Regions from separate parts of the Homo sapiens genome. Here region 1 is linked to region 2. Evidence: read pairs that join two places in POLR2A ChIA-PET (ENCODE). Cell type or tissue: K562. All regions are shown on one strand. Each heading gives the region's core, and the rest is flanking DNA. Links, peaks and the distances in the headings are about the cores only.

What was found. ChIA-PET counts read pairs that join two places held together with the same protein. Peaks named below come from ENCODE experiments on the same cell type or tissue, not always from the same donor. Only the 100,000 strongest peaks of a DNase experiment are listed, where the experiment ranks them.
Region 1: POLR2A ChIA-PET joins it to region 2 with 5 read pairs; 2 of 35 experiments call an interaction of 5 or more read pairs at or near these places.

What each region holds. Positions count from the first base shown.
Region 1 is chr3:142,752,039-142,762,903 of GRCh38, forward strand. All of the region lies in intron 4 of TRPC1 (transient receptor potential cation channel subfamily C member 1), which reads left to right. Among named protein-coding and RNA genes, the nearest start is that of TRPC1, 33 kb to the left of the region's middle. In K562, for the core only: no CTCF peak of the experiment used is centred there; no DNase peak of the experiment used is centred there.
Region 2 is chr3:142,813,382-142,824,246 of GRCh38, forward strand. It overlaps PCOLCE2 (procollagen C-endopeptidase enhancer 2), which reads right to left. Exons shown (of 9, transcript NM_013363.4): 7 at 10,151-10,234; 8 at 7,497-7,664; 9 at 4,493-5,084. The coding sequence ends at 4,954. Among named protein-coding and RNA genes, the nearest start is that of PCOLCE2, 70 kb to the right of the region's middle. In K562, for the core only: no CTCF peak of the experiment used is centred there; a DNase peak (open chromatin) is centred at 4,770; H3K27me3 peaks cover 518 bases.

The sequences.
Region 1 (10,865 bases), core at 1,931-9,930, 61 kb before region 2:
ATTAAGTGAAGGGGTGGCCTGCCCCTCCACACCTGTGGGTATTTCTAGTTGGGTGGGATGAGAGACGGAGAAAAGAAATAAGACACAGAGACAAAGTATAAAGAAACAACAATGGGTCCAGGGGACTGGCACTCAGCACACCAAGGACCTGCACCGGCACCGGCCTCTGAGTTCCCTCAGTTTTTATTGATTATTATTTTCATTATTTCAGCAAAAAGGAATGTAGTAGGAGAGCAGGGTGATAATAAGGAGAAGGTCAACAAAATACATGTGAGCAAAAGAATCTATATCATGATTAAGTTCAAGGGAAAGTACTATGCCTGGACGTGCACGTAGGCCAGATTTATGTTTCTCTCCACCCAAACATCTCAGTGGAGTAAAGAATAACAAGGCAATATTACTGCAAACATGTCTCCCCTCCCGCCACAGGGCAGCTTTTCTCCTATCTCAGAGTTGAACAAATGTACAATCGGGTTTTACACCGAGACATTCAGTTCCCAGGGGCAAGCAGGAGACAGTGGCCTTCCTCCATCTCAACTGCAAGAGGCTTTCCTCTTTTACTAATCCACCTCAGCACAGACCCTTTACGGGTGTAGGGCTGGGGGACAGTCAGGTCTTTCTCATCCCACGAGGCCATATTTCAGACTATCACATGGGGAGAAACCTTGGACAATACCCTGCTTTCAAGGGCAGAGGTCCCTGCAGCTTTCCACAGTGCATTGTGCCCCTGGTTTATTGAGACTAGAGAATGGCAATGACCTTTACCAAGTACACTGCTTGTAAATATTTTGTTAACAAGGCACGTACTGCACAGCCCTAGGTCCCTTAAACGTTGATTTTATACAACACATGTTTTTGTGAGCTCCAAGTTGAGTCAAAGTGGCTGGGTCAGAGTGGCTGGGGCAAAGCTACAAATTAACAACATCTCAGCAAAGCAATTGTTTAAAGTACAGGTCTTTTTCAAAATGGAGTCTCTTACGTCTTTCCTTTCTGCATAGACACAGTGACAGTCTGATCTCTCTTTCTTTTCCCTACAATTAAGTGTGAATATTTTTCAAATTATATGCTTGTTAAATAAGTGTGTAGTTGAAGCAGCGGGGTCTTACAGGTTGAAGCTAGAGAAAACACTTTACCTGGCTTGGTTTGAGGTTGGGGGACAAACTTGTTTGAAGGCTTTTAGGGGAGCTATGACTTGACATAGATCTTTTAGTATGAGTAAGAGTTAAAAATTGAAAGGTATTTTAGGCAGAAAGTACAGCATGTGATTTGTTTATTTGGAAACTGCAAATGGTTTGGAACATTAACAGTAGAGTTTGAGAGAGTTTGTTAATGATCTTTGAGAAAACATTTGTACGAAATGGCAAGGACCCCTGACTTAAGTCATTTCTGGGAATTGCTAAGTAGAACTGCAGAAGAAAAGGAGGTTAACAAAATTAGTAAAAAGAGACCGGGCGCGGTGGCTCACGCCTGTAATCCTAGCACTTTGGAGGCCGAGGCAGGCCGATCACCTGAGGTCAAGAGTTCGAGACCAGCCTGGCCAACTTGGTGAAACCTCGTCTCTACTAACAGTACAAAAATTAGCTGGGCGTGGTGGCATGCACCTGTAGTCCCAGCTACTCAGGAGGCTGAGGCAGGAGAATCGCTTGAACCTGGGAGGTGGAGGTCACAGTGAGCTGAGACTCTGCCTCAAAAAAAAAAAAAAAAAAAACTTAGAGAAATAGCAAGGTTTCTCAGAATTTGAAGAGCCAATATACTGGCAGTAAGAAAGTGAGATGGCTGGACATGGTGGCTCACGCCTATAATCCTAGCATTTTGGGAGGCCAAGGCGGGTGAATCACTTGAGTCCAGGAATTCCAGACCATCCTGGGCCATATGGCTAGACCTTGTCTTTACAAAAATAGCCAGATGAGGTGACTTGTACCTGTGGTCCCAGCTATGCAGGAGGCTGAGGTGGGAGGATTACCTGTGCCCAGGAGGTTGAGGCTACAGTAAGCTGTGATTGCACCACCACACTCTACCCTAGCCTAAGTGACAGAGCGAGACTCCGTCTCAAAAAAAAAAAAAAAAAAAAAAAAGAGAGAGACAATTGTTTTTTAAATTTTAGAGATGGTGTAGTTTCAGGGTAATATTTCCTAATGGGCCAGGGAAGGGTAGTAAACCATTGTAGTTTAGAAAAACATTTTCAGTAATATAATAGCTGTGATTTGGTTTTAGTCTCAATATTTGATGTATTTTGAAACTTCAAATAACTTTAAAGAAGGAGTCTTTATTTATTATCTATTAGTGGAAGACAAAAATTTAAAAAAACTTGAGAAACACCGGAATTGGGAAAGATAGCAAAGAAATGGATTGCCAGTTAAATTTAATTTGCATAAAGTATAATAAAAAAAATGACGAGTTAATGTAATGGATGCAGCACACCAACATGGCACATGTATACATATGTAACAAACCTGCACATTGTGCACATGTACCCTAAAACTTAAAAGTATAATAAAAAAATAAAAATAAAAAACAAAAATTTAATTTGCAGAAGAGCTTTGTTTAACTTGCATAGTGTTTTTTATAATTTTGAATTTGAATGCCAGTAAGCCCTATGTACACTCAGCTTTATTCATATTATTACCAACATCACCCCTGAAGGCAAATGAATTTGTAAAACTTGGCTCAGTATCTACCAAGAGAGTAGGATGTTGGCTGGGGTCATGTTAGGAATATGGAATTCTTCTGGCATAGTGGCAGGAAAATGGCTTGGGAGAGAGACTGCTTAGTGCCACAGTCCTCAATGAATATACAAGAGTGACACGGAAGTAGGAAATGACAGTGATGATGATGAGGGAGTATTGGAATAACTGAATGGTATGAATCTCCAAAAAGGGTGATTTTGATATGAGAATGAATGAATAATATAGCCTGTAAGATTCAGGTATTGTGACATTATGCTTCCATATTGCCAGAATCTTTAAAGGGAAGTATTGTTCAATCCCAATTTTCAATCCCAATTTTTCTTTTCATTTCTAGAGCTAACCACTGTTACTAGTTTGGTATTCTACACGTGTTCCTTAATGGTTAACATTACCATTGGTTAGAAATGTTGAGTCTTGCTGGGCGCAGTGGCTCATGCCTGTAATGCCAGCACTTTGGGAGGCTGAGGCAGGTGGATCACCTGAGGTCAGGAGTTCGAGACCAGCCTGGCCAACATGGTGAAAACCCATCTCTACTACAAATACAAAAATATTAGCCGGGTGTGGTGGCAGGCACCTGTAATCCCAGCTACTTGGGAGGCTGAGGCAGGAGAATCACTTAAACCTGGGAGGCAGAGGTTGCGGTGAGTCAAGATTGCACCATTGCACTCCAGCCTGGGTGACAAGAGCAAAACTCCATCTAAAAAAGAAAGAAAGAAATGTGGCTCTTCGCTACAGTGTTAGATTGGAAACTAGTCTCATCAATGGCTTAGTTACATGTTAGAAATCCCTTCTCCCAATTTCTGCCTATACAGAATTCCATTCATGTTTCCTTTCCTTTTTTTATTGTTTGCCTGCCTTACTAATCTTGCCTCATTTACTCCAGTTCTTTTTATAGTTGCCCACATATTTAGGTTGAACCATATGAAATTAGTGTTTTAAAAGTACTTTGGACATAGGGAATTACATATTTCCATATTCTTATATTGGTGTGGGTGAAACCAAAACCCCAGAAAGTTACACAGATCATAATCACCTTACTCCATAGGGCCTCAAAAAAGGCTTTTTTTACAGTGTGGAAATGGATGATTTACAGTATGTTTAAAGTGTGTAACTATTACCATAATCTAATATTCTAACATTTCTATCATTGGAAAAAGTTCTCTCTTGCCTGTTCATTCATGGTCAATCCTTGTTTCCATCCCCAGCTCCATGCAACCACCAGTTTTTCTATTTTTGTAGTCTTTTCTTTACTAGAAATTTCATATAAATGGAATCATAAAATATCTTGACTTATGTCTCTGGCTTTCTTTTACTTACCATAATATTTTTGAGGTCCATCCATATTGTTTCATATGTCAGTAATTCATTTTAAAAATTGTTGAGCAGTATTCCATTGTATGGTTATAGTACCACCTTTTATTTATCTGTTCACTAGCTGCTCAACATTTGAGTTGTTTCCAGTTTTTGGCAGTGAACATTCACTTACAAGTCTTTGTGCGGACATGTTTTTATTTTTGTTGGGTAGACACCTAGGAATGGAATTTCTGGGTGTGTTAACTTTTTAAGTAGTTGTCAAACTGTTCTCCAAAGTGGTTGGAAACAGTTTAACATTTTTACTGGTAAGGTATGATGGTTCTTTTTTTTTTTTTTTTGAGACAGAGTCTCGCTCTGTTGCCCATGCTGGAGTGCAGTGGCGCGATTTCAGCTCACTGCAAGCTCCGCCTCCCGGGTTCACGCCATTCTGCTACCTCAGCCTCCCGAGTAGCTGGAACTACAGGCGCCCACCACCACGCCCGGCTAATTTTTTGTATTTTTAGTAGAGACGGGGTTTCACCGTGTTAGCCAGGATGGTCTCGATCTCCTGACCTCGTGATCCGCCTGCCTCGGCCTCCCAAAGTGCTGGGACTACAGGCATGAGCCACTGCACCAGGCCCTGGTATGATGGTTCTAATTCTGCCACATACTTACTGAAACTTGATATTGCTGGTCTTTTTTCTTAGTCATTTTAGCAGGAGTGTAGTGGTTTCTTACTGTGGTTTTAAAAATTTTTTTATTTCTTGTTGAGGTAAAATATATGTCTATAATTTACCATCTTTGCCATTTTTAAGTGTACAGTTCAGTGGTAATAAATACATGAATATTATTTTCTTTCCCCTTCATACATCCCATTCTTTCCTGGCCTCTGGTAGCCACCAGTCTACTCTCTATCTTCATGAGATCTACTGTTTTAGCTACCAAATACATGTGAAAGTTGTCTTTCTGTGCTTGGCTTATATCACTTAGCATAATGGCCTCAGGTTCCATCCATGTTGCTGCAAATTACAGGATTTCATTCTTTTCAATGGCTGAATAATATTCCGTTATGTATATAAACCATGTTTTTAAAATCCATTCATCCATTGATGGGTACTTAGGTTGAGTCCATATCTTGACTATTGTGTACAATGCTGCAATAAACATGGGAATGCAGATGTTTCTTGGCTATATTGATTTCCTTTCTTTTGGATATATATATATATGTATCTAATAGTGGAATTGCTGGATCATATGGTAGTTCTTTTTTTTAAAAAAAAATTATGTTTAAAATAATCCCAAAGGATTATAAATCATTCTATAAAGACACATGCACACATGTTTATTGCGGCACTATTCACAATAGCAAAGACTAGGACCCAACCCAAATGCCCACCAGTGATAGACTGGATAAAGAAAATGTGGCACATATATACCCTGGAATACTAGGCATGTAGACATGAATTCATGTCCTTTGTGGGGACATGGATGAAGCTGGAAACCATCATTCTCAGCAAACTAACACAGGAACAGAAAACCAAACACCACATGTTCTCACTCATAAGTGGGAGTTGAACAATAAGAACACATGGACACAGGGGAACATCACACACCGGGGCCTCTTGGGGGATGGGGGGCAAGGGGAGGGATAGCATTAGGGCAAATACCTAATGCATGCGGGGCTTAAAACCTAGATGACAGGTTGATTGGTGCAGCAAACCACCATGGCACATGTATACCTATGTAACAAATCTGCACGTTCTGCACATGTAGCCCAGAACTTAAAGTATAATAATTAAAAAAAAATTTTTTTGTGGGTACATAGTACATATATGTATTTATTGGGTACATGGGATATTTTGATACTGGCATGCAATAGTGTAATACTCAGGTCATGGAAAATGGGGTATCCATCCCCTCAAGCATTTATCCTTTGTGTTGCAAACAATCCAATTATACTCTTTTATAATGTACAATAATAAATGTACAATTAAATTATGGACTATAGTCACCTTATTGTGCTATCAAACACTAGGTCTTATTCTTTCTATTTTTTTTTGTACTCATTAACCATCCCCACCTTCTCCTAACACCCCCACCACCCTCATATGGTAGTTCTATTTTTAGTTTTTTGAAGAACCTCCATACTGTTCTCTGGTAGTTCTATTTTTAGTTTTTTGAAGAACCTCCATACTGTTCTCCATAGTGGCTATAATTATTTACATTTCCAGCAACAGTGTGTGAGAGTTCCCCTTTGTCCACATCTTTGCTTGCATTTGTTATTGTGTGCCATTCTGATACAAACTATTTTAACTGGAGTGCGATGATACTGCATTGTGATTTTGATTTGCATTTCTCTGGTGATTTGTGATGTTGAACATTTTTTCATATACTTGTTGGTCATTTGTATGTTTTCTTTTAAGAAATATCCATTCAGATCTTTTGCCCATTGTAAAATCAGATTATTTATTTTTGGTTTTTTGCTTTTGAGTTGTTTGAGCTCCTTACATATTCTGGTTATTAATCTCTTGTCAGATGGATAGTTTGCAAATATAGTCTCCCATTCTATGAGTTGGCTCTTTTGTTTGTTTTGTGGAAGTGTTTTAGCTTACTGTAATCTCAATTGTCTATTTTTGCTTTGGTTGTCTGTACTTTTTTTTTCTTTTTTTTCAATTATACTTTAAGTTCTAGGGTACATGTGCATGTCGTGCAGGTTTGTTACATAGGTATACATGTGCCATGTTGGTGTGCTGCACCGGTTAACTTGTCATTTACATTAGGTATATCTCTAATGCTATCCCTCCCCCCTCCCCCACCCCACAATAGGCCCTGGTGTGTGATGTTCCCCACCTTGTGTCCAAGTGTTCTCATTGTTCAATTCCCACCAATGAGTGAGAACATGCAGTGTTTGGTTTTCTGTCCTTGCGATAGTTTGCTCAGAATGATGGTTTCCAGCTTCATCCATGTCCCTACAAAGGACATGAACTCATCCTTTTTTATGGCTGCATAGTATTCCATGGTGTATATGTGCCACATTTTTTTTATCCAGTCTATTATTGATGGACATCTGGGTTGGTTCCAAGTCTTTGCTATTGTGAATAATGCCACAATAAACATAAGTGTGCATGTGTCTTTATAGCAGCATGTTTTATAATCCTTTGGGTATATACCCAGTAATGGGATGGCTGGGTCAAATGGTATTTCTAGTTCTAGATCCTTGAGAAATCACCACACTGTCTTTCACAATGGTTGAACTAGTTTACAGTCCCACCAACAGTGTAAAAGTATTCCTGTTTCTCTACATCCTCTCCAGCATCTGTTGTTTCCTGACTTTTTAATGATCGCCATTCTAACTGGTGTGAGATGGTATCTTACTGTGGTTTTGATTTGCATTTCTCTGATGACCAGTCATGATGAGCATTTTTTCATGTGTCTGTTGGGTGCATAAATGTCTTCTTTTGAGAAGTGTCTGTTCATATCCTTTGCCCACTTTTTGATGGGGTTGATTTTTTCTTGTAAATTTGTTTAAGTTCTTTGTAGATTCTGGATATTAGCCCTTTGTCAGATGGGTAGATTGTAAAAATTTTCTCCCATTCTGTAGGTTGCCTTTTCACTTTTCCCATTCTGTAGGTTGTAGTTTCTTTTGCTGTGCAGAAGCTCTTTAGTTTAATTAGATCCCATTTGTCAATTTTGGCTTTTGTTGCCGTTGCTTTTGGTGTTTTAGTCATGAAGTCCCTGCCCATGCCTATGTCCTGAATGGTATTGCCTAGGTTTTCTTCTAGGGTTTTTATGGTTTTAGGTCTAACATTTAAGTCTTTAAATCCATCTTGAATTAATTTTTGTATAAGGTGTAAGGAAGGGAGTCTTGCTCTGTTGCCCAGGCTGGAGTGCAGTGGCGCGATCTCGGCTCACTGCAAGCTCCGCCTCCTGGGTTCATGCCATTCTCCTGCCCCAGCCTCCACGCCCGGCTAATTTTTTTGTATTTTTTTAGTGGAGATGGGGTTTCGCTGTGTTAGCCAGGATGGTCTCGATCTCCTGACCTCATGATCCACCCACCTCGGCCTCCCAAAGTGTTGGGATTACAGGCGTGAGCCACTGTGCCCGGCCTTGTCTGTGCTTTTGAGGCCTTACACACAAAAAAAAATTGGCCCAGACCAGTGTCCTGAAGAGTTTCCCCAATGTTTAATTTGAGGTTGTATATTTAAGTTTTTAATCAGTTTTGATTTAATTTTTGTGTATTGTGAGAGATTGGGGTCTAGTTTCATTTCATTCTTCCACATAGTTAATCCAGCTTTCCCAGCAGCATTTATTAAAAAGACTATCCTTTCCCCAAAATATGTTCTCGGCACCTTTGTCAAAGATGAGTTGGTCATAAATGCATGGACTTATATGTGGGTCTGTATTATGTTCCATTGGTCTATGTGTCTATATTTATGCCAGTACCATGCTGTTTGGGTTACTATAGCTGTGTAGTGTATTTTGAAGTCAGGTAATGTGATGCTTCCAGCTTTGTTCTTTTTGCTTAGGATTACTTTGCTATTTGGAGTCTTTTGTGGTTTCATATAAAGTTTAGTATTATTTTTTCTATTTCTCTGAAGAATGTCGTTGGTATTTTGATAAGGATTGCATGGAATCTCAAAATTGCTTTGGGTAGTGTTGTCATTTTAACAACATTAATTCTTCCAGTACGTGAGCATGGAATACCTTTCCATTTTTTGGTGACCTCTTCTATTTTTTTCATCAGAGTTTTATGGTCTTCCTTGCCTAGATCTTTCACTTCTTTGGTTAGATTGATTCCTAGTTTGTTTTGTTTTGTTTTGTTTTTTGTAACCATTGTAAATGGGATTGCTTTTTTGATTTCTTTTTCAGATTGTTCTTTGACATATATAAATGTTATTGACATTTGTATGTTGATTTTTGTATCCTGCAACTTTACTGAATTTTTTTTACCACTTCTAATAGTTTTTTGGTGGAGTATTTAGGGTTTTTTTGATGTAAGATCATGTCATCTGAGAACAAGGCTAATATGACTTCTTCCTTTCCAATTTGGATACTCTTTATCTCTTTGTCTTGCTTAATTGCTGTGGCCAGGACTTCCAATATTATGTTGAATAATAGTGGGAAAGTGGGCATCATCATCTTGTTCCAGTCTTTAGAGGAAAGGCCTTCAATTTTTCCCTGTTGGCTTTTATTATTTTGAAGTATGTCCCTCCTATACCTGTTTTGATGAGGGTTTTTTTGGTTGTTGTTGTTGTTATAAAGGGATGTTGAATTTTATTGAATGCTTTTCTGGCATCCATTGAAATAATCATATGGTTTTTGTTCTTGATTCTGTTAATGTCATGTATCATGTCTATTGATACATATATGTTGAATCATTCTTGCATCTCTGGGATGAATCCCACTTGATCATGACAAGTGATCTTTTTAATGTGTTGTTGAATTCAGTTTGCTGGATTTTTGCATCTATGTTCATATTATATCAATATATCAAAGTGTATTGGCCTGTAGTTTTCTTTTTTTGTTGGTTCCTTGTATGGTTTTGGTATCAGGGTAATGCTGGCCTCTTTGGATGAGTTTGGAAGCATTCCCTCCTTTTCAGTATTTTTGAAGAGTTTGAGTAAGGTTGGTATTAGTTTTCTTGAAATGTTTGGTAGTATACAGCAGTGAATCCATCAGGTCTTGGGCACTTCTTTGATGGGAAACTTTTTATTATGGCTTTGATCTTGTTACTTATGATTGGTTTGTTGAGGTTTTCTATTTCTTCATGGCTCAATCATGGTAGGTTGTCTGTGTCCAGGAATCTAACCATTTTTTCTAGGTTTTTCAATTAGTTTTGCATATAGTAGTTTATAATATTATTTAATGATTCTTTGTATTTCTAAGGTTTCAGTTATATCTCCTTTTTCATTTCTTATTTTTTTATTTGGATCTCTCTTTCTTAGTCTAGCTAAGGTTTGTTGATTTTGTTTATCTTTTCAAAAAATCAGTTTTTCATTTCATTGATCTTCTGTGGTTTTTGTTTTTGGTTTTTTGAGACAGAGTCTCACTCTGTCACCCAGTCTGGAGTACAGTGGCGTGATCACAGCTCACCGCAGCCTTGACCTCCTATGCTCAAGTGATCCTCCCACCTCAGCCCTTCAAGTAGCTGGGACTATAGGCACGTGCCACCACATCTGACTAATTATTGCATTTTTTGTAGAGATGGGGTTTCACCATGTTGCCCAGGCTGGTCTTGAACTCCTGGACTCAAGTGATCTGCCTGCCTTGGCCTCCCAAAGTGCTAGGATTACAGGTATGAGCCACCGTGCCTGGCCTCTTCTGTATTTTTTTAAATTCCAATTTCATTTATTTCTGCTTCGATCTTTATTTCTCTTCTTCTGCTAATTTTCGGTTTGGTTTATTCTTGATTTTTTTTTTTTTTTTTTTTTGACGGAGTCTCGCTTTGTCACCCAGGCTGGAGTGCAATGGCGTGATCTCGGCCACTGCAACCTCCACCTCCCGGGTTGAAGCAATTCTCCCACCTCAGCCTCCCGAGTAGCTGGGACTACAGGTGTCTGCCACCATGCCTGGCTAATTTTTGTATTTTTAGTAGAAATGGGGTTTCACCATGTTGGCCAGACTGCTCTCAAACTCCTGACCTCAAGTGATCCTCCTATCGTGGCCTCCCAAAGTGCTGGGATTACAGGCATGAGCCACCGTGCCCAGCCTATTCTTGATTTTCTAGTTCTTCAAGGTGCATCATTAGATTATTTGAACTCTTTCTACTTTTCTAATATGGGAATTTATTGCTATAACCTTCCCTCTCAGTACTACTTTTGCTCTGTCTCATAGATTTTGGTATGTTATATTCCCATGTTCATTTGTTTCAATAAATTTTTAAAT
Region 2 (10,865 bases), core at 1,405-9,404:
TTATGTTACTATTAATATCAGTTTTTTTGTGAGATGAATTAATCAGATATATGAAGTCTTACTTTCAGCTTGTAAATTTTCTTCATAGGTTTCTATACTTAAAAGCTTCATCTCGTTGAAATCTAACCCAATCTTAGTATTAGAATGCTACAGGGACATCATTCAGGCAAAGATGTTTCATTTATATCTAATCAAATTTTAGCCTTTTAAACTCAATTGTTGATTTTGTTTTTAAAAGGGAGAAGCAAATGACAAAAAAATCAAAACCAGGATTTTTAATAATAACTTTAGAATACTTCAGAACAAATTTTTATGTATATCCCAGAGCTACTCACCCAGAACACCCGATTCCATGCATCCATGGGCAATCCCACACTTGTACATCCAGAGAGCCTTTGTCAAAAAGAGGCTATTCGTGGCCCAGTGCTGTGGCTCACGCCTATAATCCCAGCACTTTGGGAGGCCAAGGCAGATGGATCACCTGAGATCAGGAGTTCAAGATCAGCCTGAACAACATGGCAAAACCCCATCTCTACTAAAAATACAAAAATTAGCTTTTCTTAATTTGGTCAGAGTTTTGTCAATTATATTAGTCATTTTAAAGAACCAACATTTGGCTTTCCTTTTTTCTATTATTTAAGATGACAATTTTATTCAATTTCTGCTCTATGCTATTTTATCCTACCTTTTAAAAGTTTATGGTGTTTTCCTTTTACTAAGTTCCCAATTTGTATCATTCACAAATTAATAATTTCCATCCTTTCTTTTATAATGTAAACATGTAAGATTATAAATTTTAAAGTGTTATTTAAGCTGCATTTCACACATTTTAAAATGCAGTTTTTCTATTGTTCAGTTTTTAATATTTTGTTTTCCATTATGGTTTCCTTTTTATCATGAGTTGAAAGTACATTTCTTAATTTCCAATTTTTTTCTTGTTTTTTGTTGTTTACTTTTTGTTATTAATTTCTAGTCATTTACTGTTAGAGAAGGCTGTTCGATACCAGTTGTTTGAAATTTGTTGGAATTTGCTTCATGGTGCATGGCAAGTTCTGAAATTGTTCCATACGAGCTCAAAATAATGTGCCCTTGGTTCTGTTCTACATATGTGTGTTAGGTAAATCTAGCTAATTGTGCGGTTCAACACTTCTATATTTTTAATGTTTTCTCTTTTAAATCTGTCAATACTGAGAGAAACATGTTAAAACCTCCCCTTATGATGGTAAACTTGTCCATTTCTATTTATACTATATCAGATTTAGTTATATATTTTGAAGGATGTTATTAGCTGTGTGCAAATTTAGAATTGTTATATCTCCTTGTAACTCTCTTCATCTTGAGTAATGCCTTGAAGTATTTTTTTTCTGGTATTAATAAAACCATACCATTTTTATTTTGGTTAATGTTTGCCTGGTATACTGTATTTATCTTTTTCTATCCCTTTCCTCTCAACTTTTCCGTGTCCTCATGTTTTAGATGTCTCTTTCAAATAGCACATAGCTGTATTTCTTTTTCTAAGCCAGTCTGACCATTTTGACGTATAACTTTCAGGACTTAGTTTAGGTGTTTACTGAAATTATTGATATGTTTGTATTTTTACCTTATTTTGTTGTATTTTTCCTGGTTTCACTTTCTTTAATTTCTTCTTTTTTTTCCTCTGCTGGTTTTAAATGTTGATGCTCTATTTATATTATTTATGCTCTATTTATATTATTATTTTATTATATTACCCTAGAAAAATTAATGTAAATACTTAAATTATCAAAGTCCTAAGTTAATATTTTTATCTTTCTCTCTCTCAATACGAGGTCTTTAGAATACTTAGGTCAAATCTTTTTAAAAAACATTTGCTTGCTAATTGAATTTAATTGCAAATTTTTTGTTTCCATTTATATAAAAAATATAAATTTGTTTGCTTGAATCCATGAACTCAAGCAAAAGGTGTTTCTGATTAATATTACTTAACTCACGTTAGAACTTTCTCATTAGTGCCTGTTTAATTACAGGGCTTTTCTTTAAGGGAGTTTTTTTTGTCATTAGTTGATACCATTTAAATAGTCCAGAAGTAAATGGGAGCCTGGTAGCAGTAGTCTATTAATACATGAAAGAAAAGAAGGTAAATGTCTTCCAATTAAGGTTAACTTGGAAGTAAATTACAGAATTTAAGACTTGGGAACTTGGGAAAAATCTTAAATGTTCATTTACAGGAATTCAAAGGATGAAAATCAAGCTAGCAAGATGCTCTGAAACAGTGAGATTTATTTATAATTTTGAAATGTTTTGTGATATGTTAGTATGGTCACCTATTCATTCTTCATGTGTATTTGATTCCCCAAGTATAAATACTTAAAAACAAAAACAAAACCTTATCAACTATTCTTGAAAAATAAACAATTCCTAAAAGAGAAAATAGTATGGGATCCCAGAAGTTATGTAGTCTAACTCCCTCAAATTATAACTAAGGAAACTAAACCTCAGTCAAAATAAAGGTGTCTTAGTCCGTTCTGTGCTGCTATAACAGAATATCTGAGACTGGGTAATTCATAAAGAACAGATATTTATTTCTTACAGTTCTGGAGGCTGGGAAGTCCAAAGTCAAGGGCCCACATCTGGTGACGGCCTTCTCACAGCATCATCCCATGGCAGAAGGTGGAAACGCAAGAGAGCACATGAACACATCAACACATGTGCATGCCCAAAAGAGAAAGACAAGGATGGAGTGGGGACGCAGGGGGCCAAATTCATCCTTTTACCAAGGACCCATTCTCACGATAACTCACTCACTCCCATGATAATGGCATTAATCCATTCGTGAGGGCTCTGCCTCATAAAAGAGCCCACCTCTCAACACTGTTGCATTGAGGATTTACTTTCCAACACATAATTTGGAGGATACAGTCAAACCATAGAAAAATGATTGTTTAAAAAGGAAAGAAATTACAAAGTGGTTGTTATTCCAGAAAGAGCAGCTTCACGATTCATCTTATCTCTATGTTTTGAATAACTGAAGTAAAAGACAAACCAGTGCCACACACTTTTAACCGTGAATCCCCTAAGCAGTTGTAAAATACTGTGTCAGAGATGTCAATAGTATGAATAGTTTAGATTACTCTTCTCAGTTTTTACCCCACTGTGACTCAAGCCCCCACTCACCTGAAGAAGTCTTTCCGCTGGTCATGCAGAAGCTTGATACCCGCCAGCATGCTGCTTGTAATTCACCAATAGGAGATTCTATTCAGAAAGAAGAAATACTGAAATCTTTAGGATTCCCTCCTAAGTCCCGGAACATGTATTCTTAAAGGGAAGCAACTTGCTTTGAGAAGGCTGGAATCAATGAGGAGTCCACAGTTACATCCTGTGCTGGGCGCAGCTGGTCTGCGAAGTTCAGCTGGCTAAGAGAACTTTCTAAAAGCTGACACTGGCCAGGGAAGCCAGTCACCCACTGTCATCAGGGTCTTCTAGTTCATCTACTTCCTGCTGACGGCTCCTCAGTGGGAAAGTATAGGAGCAGTTTCTGACCTGCCTGTCAGCCCAATTTTGTCGTTTCCTTAGGCTCACCCAGCTGCCGTAACAGAGGGAACAGAGTTCCTTCTGAACTTCTATTTTGCCACCCTTTAAATGTCTGGTCATCCTAGGGCTGGGAATTATTGTTTTCATCTAAAAGAGTATTTTCCCTTATTTCCAAAACTTTGCTTCTACCGTGGAAGAGTTTGTGACCCACGTCTTTGTTCATCCCTAATGTTCTTTCAGCCTTCTTTGGATAGGGATGGTTATCCGCTCTCCCACAGCCCCTGGCTGGTAACCTCCTACAGGGCTGGTTGCTGCACTCATATAGTTGTGCCTTAAGCAGCTCTATGTGAATGAAGGTCCTTTTGCTGTTCTTCCACTAATGAGTGAAAATAGATTTCTCAAAGGCTCTTAGCTGATACAGCCTGATCCAGTTAACTGGGGATAAACAGGGCAGCAGTGTCAAGCTCACTTCTAATTTCAAGTTCTGTAAAATGACCAATTATATAGGCTAGTAAATACTAGCCTAAGTACTAATATTTAGTACTTCACTCTTCAAATCAGGATAAGAGGGCTTTCCTCTGGGGGTAGGGAAGGCTCTTCTAGTGGCAGTGAGGGCAAAGGGTTTGGAATTAGGACTCTTTAGCTTGATTGTTTTGTCTCTTAGGAGACATGTGCTCTGGCAAGTCACTAAACATACCTGAGCTTCCGTTTCAATTACAAAATGAAACAGTGTGGACTAGATCCCTGAGAGATGTTATTCTAGCACTAACATTCTCTGTTTCTGCAGAGAGAAGAATTATAGTCTATTGACATTACTGGATCCATTTAGTCCCTGAAATTCTTGGAATGCTCTTTTAGCAAAGTGTAAATTGATACAAAGGCAATCTTATGCATAAATCACACTATTCTTATTGCTAAAAGGGAATATTCCTTCTACAATGTCCCACTATCTATAAAAAGAAGTTTAGTGGTTGTTCTGTAATCCTTTAAAAATATTTTATTAAGCATTGATTTAGAAAACGCAAGACAAGATTGTAACACCTCAGGGCAAAGGCTTGAAGGTGAAACAAATAACACTATAAATATTGCACTTCTAAAATCTTTTTTTGACATCTTCACACAACTCAATTCTAAAATATCCTTTTACAGAGATGTATAAATAAACGCTTCCAAGCTGTCAACGCTTGACACTTTTAGCTTCCTATCACCGCACTAAGTCGGCAGGTTTCCAATCAGATAGCTGCTCCTCTGACAGCAGGCAAAGAACTTCCCTCAGCTATCTCGGAGGCCTCATACCTCCATCATGTGAAGAGTCAACCAGTCCCATCTTTCGGAATCCTCTTTCAGAATATGTAATTTTATAAGTATTTTTTTTTCTACTGAGAGAACATAGATCTTTCAAAGGCAATGGCAGAATACAGCTTAAATGGACACAGTTCACTGTTAACATTGCTTATTTTTTAAGGCATCCAGGAGCTTCTGATTCTTGGTCTTGAACATCATGATAAAGCTGTTTGGCATGATTTTGCCTCGCCCATCTTCACCTACTTGGCCCATAATAATGTAATTTAGACCTAAAGAAAGAGAATACAGAAATTAATCTTTTTCTCTATGTATCATGTGTGAAACAACTTAGACTGTAAGTTACCTCTAGATAAATGTTCTCTTCTGCAAATGGTAAGATTATACATGTATTCCATCCACGATAAAATCTGGGTTTCTTGTTTTTGCTTTTTAGAGATGGGGGTCTTGCCATGTTCCCCAGGCTGGTCTTAAACTACTGAACTTAAGCGATTCTCCTGCCTCAGACTCCAAAGTAGCTGGGACTACAGGCACACGCCATTGTGCCTGGATGATAAAATCTGTTTTAAGACTCTCATCGGCAAAAAGCCAAATTCAACTAGTAAGGTATTTCAGCTACGCTAACACCAGGAAGCTGGACTGAGTGGTTAGATCAGCCATGTCCCGCTCTGCAGTGCTGTAGGTCTGTTGTGGTTTCAAATGCCTGCTATGAAGAATGCACCGCGTTAACGTGAAAGACTCTCCTTCCTCGAGGGGCCTCCAGGGCTCCATGATGGGCCATCCTCAGATGGCTTCTCAGTCCCATCATGTGTCTGGATTTTCCTGGCATTTGGCAACCAATGATCCACTCTCTTATGTTGCTGTTGTCTTGAACTTTAATCAACATCTCAAACATGTATGCTACGCAAGCTTCTTGAGGGCATAGATGGATCATATACTACTTGCATTTGTACAGTTTCTTGCAAAACATCGGTGTCAAGAGTACTTATATTGGTTATACTATGTTTTTATACATTGGTGTGACTGGCTAAGTTAGGCCTAGACTGGGGCCTGAGGTGTTGGGTAACTCTGAATATTTATATTACCTCAGAAATAAATCAGAAAAAAAGGTATGGGTTAATTCCTCCTTTAGTTCCCCTTTCCCCTGGTGTGTCATAGAGAAAATGTGTCCTTTTTCTCTTGCATTTTCCTGTGTGGGTGGACCTTGTCATCACAGTGGTCTGTGAGAGCCTGAGAGTCTGGGCAGGTAATGCTGCCTCAAGGCTGAAGTGCTAGCAGCATTATGAGACCTTATAGAATCTTGAGGTGCAGTATCTGCTGCTCCTGGCAGTTCTGGAAAGAAATGTTTCTCTTTTACAGAGCCTTTGTGATTCTCTCCAGAGACTCAACATGAGGCTACTAGCCTCCTGACTTTTCTGAACAATCTGAATTCACAGTAAAGCTTGCTTTATTTTTAAATTTTTTTCTTTTTTTAGACAGTCTTGCTCTGCCACCCAGGCTGGAGTGCAGCAGTGTGATCATGACTCACTGCAGACTCGACCTCTTAGGTTCAAGGCATCCTCTTGCTTCAGCCTCACGAGTAGCTGGGACCACAGGTGCGCACCACCACACCCGGCTAAATTTTTTTATTTTTAGTAGAGCAGAGGTCTCACTATGTTGCCCAGGCTGGTCTCGAACTCAGGCTGAAGCAATCCTCCCATCTCAGCCTCCTAAAGTGCTGGGACAGTAAAGCTTTCTTGAAGTGGATATTCTGTATCTTTCTCTCTCTTTCTCTCTCTCTCTCTCTGTGTGTATGTGTGGAAAGATGTTAGAGCTTATGTAGGGGAAAAATTGCAGAACTTGTGTGTGATATGATTCCATAAGTGTATATGCCCATGCTTTATGTGGATAGAAACTTTCTGGAAGGAACTTAAATTTTTTTTTTTTTTATAGAAATAGGGTCTCACTACATCACCCAGCCTGATCTCGAACTTCTGGGCTCAAGCAATCCTCCCACCTCGGCCTCCCAAAGTGCTGGGATTACAGGCATGAGCTACTGTGTCTGGCTGGAAGGAACTTTTTAGAGTACTTCTAAGGAAAGGAAAAGGGTTTCACTTTTAAACATACTCTTACCTACTTATTTCAACTTTTTAAAAACCATGAAACATATGTTACTTTTATAAGTTGTTAAATACATATTCTTAAAAAGTCATGTGCCTCTAGCTCTGGAGTAACTTTCCGTTTTTCGTAATTTCTTTCAATAAACTCACTCCCATCCATGGACTTAATAGTCCTATCTCTGCAAATGATTCCCAGATCTTGATTCTAGCCCGGATATACCTCCCTCTTCTGAACTTCGGGTCTGCATTTCCTGTTGGCTGCTGGATATTTTTCTTTAAACCTAGACAGTACTGGCATCTTAAGTGCAATAGTCTAAAATCTCTCCACCCTGCACTGCTCTGTGTGTCTGTTGCCTATTGACTCAACTTCAAACGCTTCTTTCACTTGTTCATCATGTCCACTACCCCTTCTTCTGCCACAAGTTACAAGGACTTGGATGAGAGCCCAATTCTGCCTGACTCCAAAGGCCTTCCTGCTCTGCAAGAAGTGGGCAACATATTAGCCCTGATTTTACTTCCCTAGACCAACCATGGCATGGAAAATCCATGGCTTGCTCAGAGACACCCAGTTTTCTCCCTACTCACCTCTTCTGAGGAGAGGGCACTGCTTGCAGACGACAGTCAGCCTGGCACTCATGTTCTTGCCCGCCTGCTGAATCGCCAAATTTCCCTCTTTGTAGATGTTGATGATCGAGACTGTGGCGTGCAAACTCCCATCGCGAGTGATGGTTGTGATAACAGTGCCGGCTAATACTGCAGAAGAAAACATTTTGAAGTGATGTGACAGTGAAGGCAAATGCAAGCAGAACTGAAAAACAAGTTTACATTCTTCTAAGTTTCAGATACGAAACATTTTAATGTTAAAGAAAAGGCCCTCATAGAGGTTTCACATTTGCTTCTGTACATTTGTCACCAAAATTCAGGTTGGAGCTGTGATGTTACGCTGGTTGTTGGGGATTGATAACTAGAAGAGAAGCCTAAATACTTGCCACACTGCGGTCCATTGCCAAGGTTGAAACTCTTTAAAACGTTTTATCCAACTTGTGGCTTGATTGTCACATAGGGGATAGTCTGGCTTATGAGGCTCTACCTGTGAATACTCAAAAAGATCTTGTATCTTTAGAGGCAGTACCACGCTAAAAGATTGCGCGATGGGGGTTTGGGCCACTAAGATGTGAGTCTTTGTGTCGGTGTGGGTGTGTAGCCACCTTTCTGTGTCTCTCCTCACCCTTCTCTGTAGCTGTCCTTTCTTCCTGAACTTTTGTTCATTCCCTGGGTCCTCACCTCTGTCTAATTATCAGGAAAGCTCTGTCTTCTACGGTCTTTCATATTCTCTTTCTTATCCACTCCGTTTATTTCATTTAACAAGCTGAAGTATAGAACTGAGGTATTAACTTAAACTTTTTTTTTTCTTAAAAAAAAACCTCTAGTAAAATTCAGTTGATTTTTTCATTATGTAAACCCCTGTTTTTTCCATCATGACACTCCGAGAAAAGAGTCTCTCTTTGAAGCCACAGAAGGAAAGATGTTGTCTTTCTCACGGGGGTGCGCCTGGCATTCTGGGGGCTTGAGCAAGGACAGTTCCTTGTGGTGTAGGACTTGCACTGAATACAGTTTTTTTTTGTTGTTGTTGTTTTTTCATGAGATGGAGTTTCGCTCTTGTTGCCCAGGCTGGACTGCAGTGGCACAATCTCAGCTCACTGCAACCTCCACCTCCCAGGTTCAAGCAATTCTCCTGCCTCAGCCTCCCAAGTAGCTGGGATTACAGGCATGCACCACCACACCCAGCTAATTTTGTATTTTTAGTAGAGATGGGGTTTCTCCATGTTTGTCAGGCTGGTCTCGAACTCCCAACCTCAGGTGATCCACCTGCCTCGGCCTCCAAAGTACTGGGATTACAGGTGTGAGCCACTGAACCTGGCCTGAATACATTTTTTACCAGCCTTGTCCTTCCTAGAAAAATCAGTAGCAGTTCCTAGTTATTGTGACAACCAAAAAAATGCAGTAATCTAACATCTCTACCACTCCCCAGGGGAGCATTATCAGCCCTGGTTGAGAACCAGTGACTGATGATAGTTTTGGTCATTTTGCCATGTAAGCGGTCACATTAATGGAATAAATCAAGTTTTGGACTTGGTTAATCTGACTCCTTCAGAATAAAGTGAACACTCACTGCTTAGGCAGTGTGCAATGTTCATAAAATCAGAATTCCTATGATGCTTTACTTTGATCCTGCGTGATAAGTGTTCACTCCAAAATTCAGTCTATAGTCAAGTGAAATCAGTGGCTCCCAAGACACAGGGAGGGAGACTTCCTGAAGCACCTCCTACAGAAGAGTAAACTGGATGTGGTAGCAATTACATGTGGCGTTGTTTTCACATTTATGCCAGTTATTTGAATTTCAGCATGTGAACTCTAGTAAGGTTTAGGGTCCCAGAGTCTTCAGTGTCTTCACACCTTCACTATGATACAGCTCGTCTGGACTACAGAAGTCACTTCAAGGCACAGAAAAAGCAAGCAGAGCCTCTCTGGGGAAGTTTTGTTTGGGGAAATGTATTTAGGCCATAGCAACTTGCTCTTCCTGATCAGATTTGTCTTAAATGTTCCTTTAAAGCCACTGAAAAAATAACCAAGATAAAATGTTGTATCTTTTGCTCTTAAGTAGCTATCATAGATGGTGCAATCTTTCCACTGGAAAAAGCTCTTAAAAATTCTAAATCATTAAAGAACACCTCCTCAGGTTCCAGTTTGTGAGAGTTTCCAAATGGACTCCAGATTTCCAACTTTTACTTCAGTACCTCAGAAAGGCAGTACAGGGGAAATACTTGAATTTCTTCTGAGAGAGACCAGCTTCTGAATATAAGCTCGGGTATGTTTCTAATTTACTTAAGTTGAGTTATAGATGTGTGAAAAAATACTCTGTATATGAAAAATATATAAGGAAAAAAGTACATAGGTTTTTTGCAGGAATAGTCAGCCAGAACACACAATGTGGCAGTATCATGTACCAAGAGTCAAATTATTAAGCTTATATGAAAAAAGTATATTTTCTAAATCCATATTTTTCTCAGTGGTGAAATCTAACAATTTGACCATTCTGGTGTATAGGCAAGTATTTTCTTGGATAAATGAGCAGCGTTATTGACCCTTCACCATAAATTCATAGGAATTCCTTTGAGATTAAGCATGCAGCCTCAAGTTTCTGGTTAAAGAGAAAAAGACTGGCTTTTATTTCTTACCAAAGTCACTTGAACAATAATTGCCCTCCAGAGTCCCCGTCCGTCTACACTTTTGTTGACACAAGGCCACGGTGGGTTTTAAACCTTAATTCAAAGAAGACATAAGTTTCACGAAAAATGAATTCAAGCATAATTGGTCTTTAGTTCTGAATCTACCCATTTAAAATTATCATTTATTTCCCTGAGCCACCAATCTATCACTACAAAGAAAAAATTTAAAACCACGCAAAATAAATTCTCCATGCTACCAACTACTGCTCTAATTTCACCAGGACAACTCAATACCCTCTATTGAATTTTAAACCTGAGTTCAAAGATAGCACAAATGTAGCCCTGTTCTCTTCTTCCTTTATATAAAACAAACACTATAAGAAAATACAGGCGTACTCTGAGTGTGTGCCCTGTTTAGAAAAACCCAGAACAACAAATTGGAACTCACAGAATGTAGGTTAATCCCTCACTTTACAAAAGGAATCATAGGGTGTTCCCCTGAGGACATCCTTAAAATATGCAATTGCCTAAACATGAGTAGCATAGGTTTTTAGAAATACTGTTCATGTGTAAAGTGTGTTACATCTGTAATTAGATGCAACCCATCACTAAATATTTATTTTGAGCCTGGCACTGGCTATAAGAATCTTAAGAACTAAGAAGTAGACAAATTTAAAAGTATACCAAATAGACAAAACACAGCAGTTCTTAAGTACGGGTGACG